Regions from separate parts of the Homo sapiens genome. Here region 2 is linked to region 1. The links are chromatin loops, found by intact Hi-C in ENCODE. Cell type or tissue: GM12878. All regions are shown on one strand. Links, peaks and the distances in the headings refer to the core of each region. The heading gives the core; the rest is flanking DNA. Region 1 overlaps PDLIM1 (PDZ and LIM domain 1). Region 2 overlaps SORBS1 (sorbin and SH3 domain containing 1).

Region 1 (5,383 bases), core at 106-5,105:
CAACCTTGCTGGTTTGTTTGAGGAGGCAAGAGGGAAGAACAGTGGCTTTAGGGTATTGCAGCCAGGTAGATGACTGAGAGGAGAGTGTCATCTAAGCGTCTGGGTCATATTCTCCTAGGCTGACCAGGACTGGGAAAAGCACCAAGGAATTGCTGTGTACTGGGATCAGGATAGGACTGGCACATTCTTAGGCCATGCCTTAACTCTTGCTCCACAGAGGAGAGGAAAGCTAGCATTCTTTGCCTTTTGCAAACAGAAAAGCTCAGGTGCTCACAGGTTAGGTAATTTGGTTGAATTTACATAATTTCTCACTGGCTGACTTACTACTCAACTTCCTTGTAAAGGATAGGATAGAGACTGGAGCAAAAGTGGTTGTGTCAGAAAACTAACTTTTAAAGGATTATTTCGCTTCCAGTAGGTCTCAGAGGAAAGCCTGGGGGAAGCTTCCAGGACTTTAATTGAGGGCCTGGTACAATGTCCAGGGCAGGGACTCAAGCTGAGCTCTAGTCCGGAGCACCTTGGTGGGTGATCCTGGGAAAATCATATGTCTTCTCCTGGGTTCAGTTCCCTGTAAAGATAAAATAAAATAATATTCCCTGTAAAGATAAAATAAAATAATAAGCAAGCAAACCCAGAGGTTTTCATACCCTTTGAATATGAGAGCTACTTTTTTTTTTTTGAGACAGGGTGTCGCTCTGTTGCCCAGGCTAGAGTTCAGTGGCATGATCTCGGCTCACTGCAACCTCCACCCCCTGGGTTCAAGCGATTCTTGTGCCTCAGCCTCCTGAGTAGCTGGGATCACAGGCATGAGCCACCACATGTGGCTAATTTTTGTATTTTTAGTAGAGATGGGGTTTCGCCATGTTGGCCAGGCTTGTCTCAAACTCCTGGCCTCAAGTGACCTGCCCACCTTAGCCTCCCAAAGTGCTGGGATTACAGGCATGAGCCAAGAGCCCACTTTTTTATTGTTAGAGTGTCCTAGTCTCTCATGGCATTAGTTGTACCTTCAATCATAAGTTGATTTAGAAAACACTGTGATTTCAGGAATGTTTCAGATGTATTTGTCTTCTGTTAATCACAGCAGCATCCATTTACATTTGAAAGATTTGTGTGAGAAATATTTATTTGATCTGCTTGCAGTAATAACCATAGTTAAAACATATATAGGACTTTTAATATGCCAGGCACCATTCTAAGACCATAATATATTCAGTGATCTTCACACGTATTTTGTGAGGTAGGATTAAGATCCCCATTTTACAGATGAGGGAACTGAGGCTTGGAGACCTTAAGTACACTGCCTGCATCATATAGCAGTGAGTGGTAGAGCTGGAGTTTGGCTGGGGAGTCCGGCTTCCAAGCCTGTAGTCTTAATCTCTATGTCATAGTAATATATTAATAACAGCTAACATTTTTTGAGTGCCTGCTCTGTGCTAAGCATGCACTTACATTATCTTCTTCTGTATTCCCCACAACCCATGACAGAGGGACACAGAACACAAAGTCAGACAATTGCAGAGCTGGGAAGTGAAGCCAGGCAGACTCACTTCCAGGCCAGCTTTAACCACTATATTCTGCCTCCTAATAAGCCATAACTGTCAATATTTCATTGCTAACAGTGTTAACCCAGCACACAGCTCTGAAAAGTGCTAAGGGTGGTGCAGGCTTCAACATGAGGGATAAGACACTCCTGGGCTCCACACCCTGGAGCCTCTCATTCTCCTGAGGTTGGTTGGGGTGGCTCTCCAGTTGCCTTGTGGCCTCAGCTCAGAGCACCTCAGAAAGCAGCACCTCCCTTCCCTGTCCCTCCTGAAAAACTGAAAGTCATGGCCCCACCTGGGAGAATTTACAGTCCAGTTATGAGGTTCCATGCCCACTTGGACAGTGAAGAACAAGAGCAGAGGAGTGGAAGGACTGGCTAGAGAAAGACCTGCTTGTGGGGGATAGGAGGGCATTTGGGAATGGTTCTTGTGGTAGATGAAGATGACCAGGCAGTGAACAGTTCCACCTTGCGGTAGCCAAGCTAAGTCCAAAACCGAATATACCCATGAAACCTAAGACAAAAAAGGTAATTCCTGTATGGCTGTTAGCACCCTGTGTGATTATTGATACTCTTGTTAGCCACATCCTGGGCAAATTGGGCTGCTCATCCGTGGCTGAGTTCTGTGGTGCACTTTCCCATGTGTAATACACTGTCTCCTTGGTAAATGCCATAAATACTAAAAATGATTTTGTGAAGAACACAGCGGTCTTGTAGGAGGCCAGATTCCTTACTGAACACTCAGGGACTAATTTTTATAGACACGACCATTCGTATCAAGTAAGACAATAAGAACATAGATAGGACCTAGTTTAGATAAAGATATTGAAAATGCATACAGAGGCTGGGCTTGGTGGCTTATGTCTGTAATCCCAGCACTTTGGGAGGCCAAGGTGGGTGAATCACCTGAGGTCAGGAGTTTGAGGCCAGCCTGGCCAACATGGTGAAACCCTGTCTCTACTAAAAATTCAAAAATTAGCCAGGCGTAGTGGCAGGCACCTGTAGTTCCAGCTACTCAAGAGGCTGAGGCAGGAGAATTGCTCTAACTTGGGAGGCGGAGGTTGCAGTGAGTTGAAATCACGCCACTGCACTCCAGCCTGGGCAACAAGAGCGAAACTCCATCTAGAAAAAAAAAATGCATACAGATAGATTAAATATGGTTGATGCAGCAAATAGTTTGCACCCATTTCTTTAAAAAAATAATAAAAAATACTTATGCTTCTGAAGCTGAGCATACCCATACCATATAACCCAACAGTTCTCCTAGTTAAATAGTCAATAGAAACTGGGTCCACATGAGTGCTAAAGGACAAGTTTGAGAATTTTCCAAGCAACACTATTCATAATAGCCCCAAATTTGAAACGATTCACATGTCTAACAGCAATAGAATAGATAAGTAGTGGGTGTAATTATATGGTATAAAACATCACAGCAACAAGAGTGAAGAAATTACAACTATGCACAGTGACATGAAGGAGACACACACACACACACACACACACACACACACACAGAGAAAAAGGCCATACCTAAGAGTGAAGAGTAAATACTGTGTGATTCCAGTTACATAAAATTAGACAGAATTAATCTACAGTGTTAGCAGTCAGGATCATGGCAGACCTTTGCCGGAAGGTCAGTGACGGAAGGCGGGCACAGGGAGGTTTAGCAGTTCAGGTAATGTCCTCTTCTTTATCCCATGCTGTTTCCTTGGGTGTGCTCTGTATGTGAGAATTCAATCAGCTGTATCGTTACCATTTGTGCTGTATACATGTCATCCTTCAGTAAAGGTTACATAGAAGCCCGCGTAATTGTTTAAAAGATCGGACAATATAAACCTACAGAAAGCATAAGGTAAAAGGCTTCCCCAGTCTTACTTTACAGAGGTAAACACAGTGAACAGCTGGCTGCAAACCTTTCCAGACTTTTTCCGCACACGTAGCATTTCTAAAACCAAATTACTATATCTCAGTGAACTATTGGGACTTCATTGCTTTGTGCTTTCTGCCTTATTTTTACTGTAACAAATCAAGAATTAAAGACATCTTAATGTCAAGGGAAAAATACATTTTTGATATCTGCTAGATCTAGTTCAAACCTTATCTTGTCCATTTACTAGCTTGTATGTTCTTGGACAGGTTAACCCCTGAAAATTCAGTGTCCTCATTTGCAATGTGGGAATAATAGCGCTTGTCTTCAAAGGTTGTGGTGAGGATTAAGATGATATATAGAGAGAGCCTAGTGGTACTATTAAACTATTAAATATTAAAAATATTAATGGTAGCTACTATATATTGAGTGTTTATTACGTGCCAGGCATTGTTCTGAACTCTTTACAAATGCAGTCTCATTTAAGCCTTCCAGCAACCTGATGAGGTTGATGCATTATAAATTTCATTTGATAAATGAAGATACTGAGTCAGAGAGAGTAATTCCCTCAAGGTTTAGTGAGTGTTTAGGCTTTGGGTTATGGGTGGTAGCTGTTGGAGCTATTTAAAAGCACGTAGGGTTCATAGGAGCTTGTTTGGAAACTTTTGAGGAACTCGACGACTTCTTGACGGAGTCTCGCTCTGTCGCCTGGGCTGGAGTGCAGTGGCATGATCTCGGCTCATTGCAACCTCCATCTCCTGGGTTCAAGTGATCCTCCCACCTCAGCCTCCCAAGTAGCTGAGATTACAAGCGTGCGCCATCACACCTGGCTAATTTTTTGTATTTTTAGTAGAGATGGGGTTTCACCATGTTGGTGAACAGGCTGGCCTTGAACTCCTGACTTCAAGTGATCCGCCCATCTCGGCCTCCCAAAGTGCTGGGATTACCGGCATGAGCCACCACGCCTGGCCTCGATGACTTCTTAAGAATTTAGTCAGAGTATTCTATTTGGCTACCTGTTTTATTATATTCCTGTCTGAGAAATGGTGGTCGGTCTTTCAGACTGAGAGAGCAGCACGTCTCTTTGAACTGTCACCCCTTAGCACTAATAACTTCTTTTTGCACCATGCATAGTGTGAAGCTGGATTAAGGTGCAACTTATCTACAAGCATCTACCCTATTTTATTGCCTCATTTCCCTGAGAAAATGGTTATAGACTAACCAAGAACATTTTAAAACAGTGTTATGTTTTCAGGTCACCCTGTGTAAATGCATACAGCTTCTGCAGCCATAATATGGCTGTGAAGTCTGTGCCACAGCCTCGGCTCACAAACATACTGAGTCAGAAGATTCTGACTAAAGAGAGTTCAAATTCCACATGTAAATGGCATCCTACAGAGCTGGGTCCTGCTTTATCCCCAGTTTAGAATCTGTTAAATTTGTACCCAAATACCTTGACACAACTGTTAAATCAGCGGAGATTATGCTTAAAGGCATGTAGCATTGCGATTGAACTTGAATCTCACATTTCTTTATCCCAGTTGTATATAATTATTACTATCGTTATTTAGGCTGTCTCTTTCACTTACTTGCAGGCTTGTCTTAGGCTTGTCTTTCACTTAGTTACACATTTACAATATTTAAAACACAAGAACACATATAAGATTTAACAAAAAATTGGAACATGGAAGAGGAAAGAGAGAGAAGTGCCAGGAACTTTAAATCAGTTGGTTCTGTAATTGCACACTACATTTAGCTGTGAGTTTTCTGGCCAAGGGAAAATAGGACCCACGTCGAGTTATTTAGATATCTTGTTTGGAGTTATTATACTTCTACTGGTTGGACGCAGTGGCTCATGCCTGTGAAACTAGCACTTTGGAAGGCCGAGGTGTGAGGATTGCTTGAGGCCAGGAGTTCAAGACCACCTTGGCCAACACAGTGAGACCCCATCTCTATTTAAAAAAAACAACAAAATT
Region 2 (5,383 bases), core at 53-5,052, 80 kb before region 1:
TGAATCCTATAGCAGATTGCCTTTCTCAGCACTTTGCTGTGAAGCTGTTATCCCAGCTGAAAATGTTCAGTGCTACCCTCACCTCCTGTTCTATATGTGATAAATAGCAAACATTTTAGCTTATATAGATAGGCCCTCGTGGAGCCTTCCTGTACCCAGGCTCACGTTAGTACCTCTGTGGTCCTTACTTCTGTTGCTGTATACCTGACATATACTCTTGTATTTTTATAATTGCTAGTGTATTATAAACTCCTCAAGGGCAAGGCCCCAGTCTTCACAGTGCCTGGGGCACCCAGTGAATTTAGGAAAGGAGCTTGTTCTGGTAGGAGCTTTTCTTATTTTGTCACCATCGCATCTGTGTCTTGTTCTTTGAAATATGACAATGAGGGGAAGACACACCTATTACCTATGCTAGTAGGGTTGGATAAATCCACAATGAGCAGAGTTGCTGAGTGTATAAGGTTTTTTTTTGACAGATATTGTGGTCTCTGGGACATATCCTACCTACATTGCTGGAGAATGTGCTTTACAGGAAGAGTTTCATTTGAAAGTCAGCAGGGATTTGGGTATTTTGGTGGAAAAATGGAAAAATTTAATCTATTTAGGGTAGTGATCAAAAGCTCTAGCTAGATCCATCATGTTAATTTTTCTTCTATAAATATGTGTGTTTCATGATTAATATACCCAGGAGCATAAGAAGAAATTAAGAAGACATATTAAGACAGCAGCTAGAGAAGGACTGCCTTAGGGGACAGTTCCCACCTTGGAGAAGGACTGGTGTAAAGTCTCTTGCATTCACTGTGGGGTTGGTGACTCAGTCGCCAATATGACAGGTGTCAGGGCTCAGGTGTAGCATCACAACCCGTGTCTCCTACTCTGGCTTTGCAGCTCACTCCCTTTTAAAGAGCTTCCAATTGAGCCGGGCCTTCAGCTCTAAAAATGACAATAAGTCACAGGTCCTCTAGGTCCTAGGATGTGCCTTCAGAGATGAAGCCCACCAGATGACCCTAGGCTACCTGCAGATAAAGGGTGTCCTCAAGGCCACAGCTCCGAGCAAGCTCTCCTTGGTCCCCCAGGCCACCTCTTTATTCTCAGCTTGTCACTTTGGCAGTCCTGACTGCCCGTGTTAACCCTGCTGCCTGCTCTCCTCGTTTACCTCCTCACCTCCATCCCCCTAAACTGCACAAGACGGAAAGGGCTTCATGGGACAGCTGGCAGAGTGAATTCCCTAGCTCTACTGGATCCAAGGCACTAAGCTCTGTATTCTAATAGGAATGTAGATATAGTCCCTTAATAGTTTTGGGACAAAACACACACACACACACACACACACACACACACACACACACACACATAAGGTTAGTAAATGAAAAGGCCAAGTGGCAAATGCTACCACAGGCAGTCAGGATAAAGGAGCACAGGTATCGAATAACATCATTTTAACAATTTATCAGGCATTTACTACGTGCCAGGTCCTGTGCTTGGTATTTTATCTACCTTACCTCATTTAATCCTCTGAACATTCCAAGATGAGGCATTATTTTTAATCCCCATTTTATAGATGAGGAAATAGGCACATCAAAGCAGTGTAATGCCATAGTTCCTCAGCAGGTTCAGGGCAGAGCCATATCCAGATTAGGAACGGTGAAGCTCTAGGCCAAGGGACTAGGGTTGGCAGTAAACTCTCATCTGCCCCATACTGATTCAAAATTTTGTAATAAGTTAGCAGAAGATATACTAAGGTTTAATGTTTTCAAGCTATTAAAAAACAATTTAGACCTGGCGTGGTGGCTCACGTCTGTAATCCCAACACTTTGGGAGGCCAAGGTTGGGGGATCACTTGAGGCCAGAGTTCAAGACCAGTCTGGGCAACATGGCAAAACTTCCTCTTTACAAAAAATACTTTAAAAATTAGCTGGGCTTGGTGGTGCACGTCTGTAGTCCCAGCTACTCAGCAGGCTGAGGTGGAGGATTGCTTCCCCGGGAAGCGGAGGTTGCAGTGAGCCAAGATCGCACCACTGTACTCCAGTCTGAGTGACAGAGCGAGACTCTGTCTCAAGAAAAACAAAAAGCAAACACCCCCCCCCACACACACACAATTTAAGCAACTATTTATGATATTGGGTTAGCAGGATTGGAGGGTACTAATGTAAGCTGACTAAAAGAGCAAATTGTTTTCAGACACTGTGAATGTGCGTGAAGATATTCAATCTGTTAATTTACCAAGAATTCTTATTTATATCACTGAAAATAGGTCTTCAAAGCCTCTGTTTTTCAGCTCTCATGAAATACTTGGCAGGAATAAATGAGTTTTTTCCTCCTGCTAGTCTACCATTTGGGGATTTTTCAGTAATCGGGCTTGGTTTTCCCCCAGTTTATCCAAATGAATAAGATTTTTTCATATCTGGAATTGGTGAGGAACCAGCCTAAATGGGGTGCCTGACACAAAGGAAAGCATACAGTAAATGTTTGCTCAATGAATGGATGGATCTGTAAATCTTAATCAACTGAAATCCAACTTGGTTAGCACTGAGGCAGGCAGCTTGTAAGTTGAACCTAGTGCCTTTCACTGGTTGGACAGGAATGATGTGTAGGCAGAAACATTGGCAGGACTTGACCTTAACCCAAAGAATGAAGGAGGAGGAGTCACAGGTGGCCCAGGTTCACAGTTTTGTGGCAACTGGAGAAGTGATGGTGTTGTTTTAAGTCCACTTTAATAAATTGGACAGACTTCAATTGATAATTTTATTAACTAACACTGATTACATATGATAATATTAAAAGAACTGGGAACAGAGAGGAATTCACCCATAGTCCCAATATCCAATACAACTACAAGTCCTTGCCTTCAATATATATATTTTTTATAATTAACATCACAGTGTGTGTCCAGTTTTGTACTTTATTTTCCTAGCATTTCAGATCTATAAATCAGTAGTGGTAACTACTCATTACTTTCATTTCAATGTATTTCAGCATTGATTAACCTTCTTTGCCTAACCAAAGAGCTTTACTCTATTTGACCAGCAGGTGGCACTCAAGAACAAGCTGTTCTTCCCTATATGGTGATGGTAGACTAGCAAACGCTTTTTCCCCTTAATCTGATTTGAGAACAAAACACAGATCATAACCTGAAGAACTATATGAAACAGTAGAGGTCCTCCGGGACTTTACAAATGTGTCAGAAATCTGTATGCATGTAGGCATTTAATTTTATAGAATCATTTATTCCATTAATATTTATTGAACAACCATGCAAGGCACCAGATATGCAAGGATTAAGAAGATAAACTTTCTGCCCTCAAGGGGTTCCAGGTGTAATAGGGGAGACAGATTTGTAAATAACCAGAGTCCAGTGGGGTAAATGCAATGATGGGGCCCAGGAGGGAGGAGTGAGCACCTATTGTTTTGTGGAGGAAGAAAGGTTAAGCTTTATGGAGGAGGTGCAAATAAAATGTGAATAACAATATCAGTATAGATATAATTTTTTTCATGCAGTACAAAAGGCTATAAAATGAAACTTCTAGAGGATTATCTAGACTCCTTCCTGCAAAGCCACAGTTAACAACAGTTAGGTTTTTTTTCTTCTTCTTCTTCTTGAAATAACTAAATTATTTTGAATGGTGAATGTAAGCTTTATGAGGCTGGAACTTTTTGTCCGTTCTGTTGCCTGTTGAATCTTCACCTAGGAGAGCGATTGACACTTAATAGATGCTCAGTAAATATTTGTTGACCGAATAAATGAGCAGTAGAATGACATGATGAGATCTTTTCTAGACAGAGATGACTGGAGGGCATCAGGGCTGGAGACTGGGGGAGCAATGCGTGTTTGTTGTACAGTTGTAGGTGAGCAATGATAAGGCGGGAGGTGGAGAGTAAAGGGATTAATGTGAGCTGTGTCAAAGATAGGGAAGAAGCAGGACTTGGTGACTGATTAGGCTTAAGGAGCAAGGAGAGAGAGAGAAGGGGACCGATTTCCTGAGCTTTCTGGGTTGTGTGATGGAAGATGGTTTGGGACACGTTGAGTTTAAGATGCCTGAGAAACATTCAGGTGGATGTCTAGAAGGCGGTTGAATGTATGTGTCTGGAGCTCAAAAGAAGGGTCTGTGTACATAACAGATTTGCAGGTGGGTTTCTTGTACAATCTCCCCATGCCTATTAGTTTTGCAAGTGAAAGAAATTGAGGCCAAGAGAAACAGACTGTTCGCAAGTTTTTAAACAAGAGTGGGTTTGCCTCTACTGATCCACATTCCTTGTTGGAGTCAGGTGGGAATCCCAGTCTCCAGGACTCTGTCCACTGCCTCCGGAACCTGCCCGTTAGCACAATTGGAAACAGTTGGCCCTAGGATGATTGCTCTGTTCTCTCACTTTACTCTTCCAGTGAGTGTGTTTTTGTTGAATCCCCTTGAAACTCAGCAGCCAGCTCTGCATCTTAGCCAGAGGCTGAATTCTCTGTGCTAGCTCTTCTTGCTTGCTCTTCCTGAACCAAAATCTGGGTTAATCAAGGCTGCTCAGAGCTGAGCTTCTGAACTTAACTTGTTTTGTTAAGTACTCAGCTGCTATTCCTGATTGGACCTTTCTCAACCAGCTGAGGGGATAAGGCTGCTTCTCTCATCCTCTCTGGTACACTTGGACAGAGCAAGTACTCTGTGACCTTGGGCAAATGCCTTTGACATTCTGGTCTTCAGTTTCCCCTTTTGTACAGTGAAACAAATGGTCTCTCTTCAACATTAGAAGATCTGATGGATATGATACACTTAAAAACACTGTTGTGGCTGGGCATGGTGGCTCATGCCTGTAATCCCAGCACTTTGGGAGGCCAAGGCGGGAGGATCATGAGGTCAGGAGCTCAAGACCAGCCTGGCCAACATAATGAAACCCTGTCTCTACTAAAACTACAAAAAAAAAAAAAAAATTAGCCAGGCTTGGTGGCAGGCACCTGTAGTCCCAGCTACTTGGGAGGCTGAGGCAGGAGAATCACTTGAACGTGGGAGGCGGAGGTTGCAGTGAGCTGAGATCACTCCACTGCACTCCAGCCTGGGCGACACAGCATTGTTGTAGAGCTCTTGGGTATTGTTTTTAAACAAGGAGTGCCTCAGTTTCAAAATGTTACCCATCTGGAAAAAGCATGTTTTGTTAGCTTTGGTATCAGAAAAAAAACAATTGGCTTGGCAAATCCATTCTGAGAGATTTCCTGAGTGCTAGTTTATCATTCTGGTAGGAAGCAGGAAAAAACGGTGATAATGGGTGGAATAAGGCCAGAGAGTGAGGTGGCTGAGGGGTTGGGGTGGGGTGAGATCTGACTGTTGGTGAGGTAGAGCAGAGATGTGAGGTCAGGCAGCCAGTTATGGTCAAGAGTCATGACAGAACAAAGTTATTAGGA

What was found. Hi-C counts contacts between places; a loop is a spot of excess contacts. Peaks named below come from ENCODE experiments on the same cell type or tissue, not always from the same donor. Only the 100,000 strongest peaks of a DNase experiment are listed, where the experiment ranks them.
Region 2: a loop joins it to region 1, with 5 times the contacts of the local background. A loop is called at or near these places in 19 of 110 quality-filtered maps.

The regions. Positions count from the first base shown.
Region 1 is chr10:95,281,653-95,287,035 of GRCh38, reverse strand. All of the region lies in intron 1 of PDLIM1 (PDZ and LIM domain 1), which reads left to right. Among named protein-coding and RNA genes, the nearest start is that of PDLIM1, 6.7 kb to the left of the region's middle. In GM12878, for the core only: a CTCF peak has its summit at 2,006 (motif pointing left); no DNase peak of the experiment used is centred there; H3K4me3 peaks cover 3,200 bases; H3K27ac peaks cover 824 bases.
Region 2 is chr10:95,361,145-95,366,527 of GRCh38, reverse strand. All of the region lies in intron 22 of SORBS1 (sorbin and SH3 domain containing 1), which reads left to right. Among named protein-coding and RNA genes, the nearest start is that of PDLIM1, 73 kb to the right of the region's middle. In GM12878, for the core only: a CTCF peak has its summit at 3,035 (motif pointing right); a DNase peak (open chromatin) is centred at 3,057.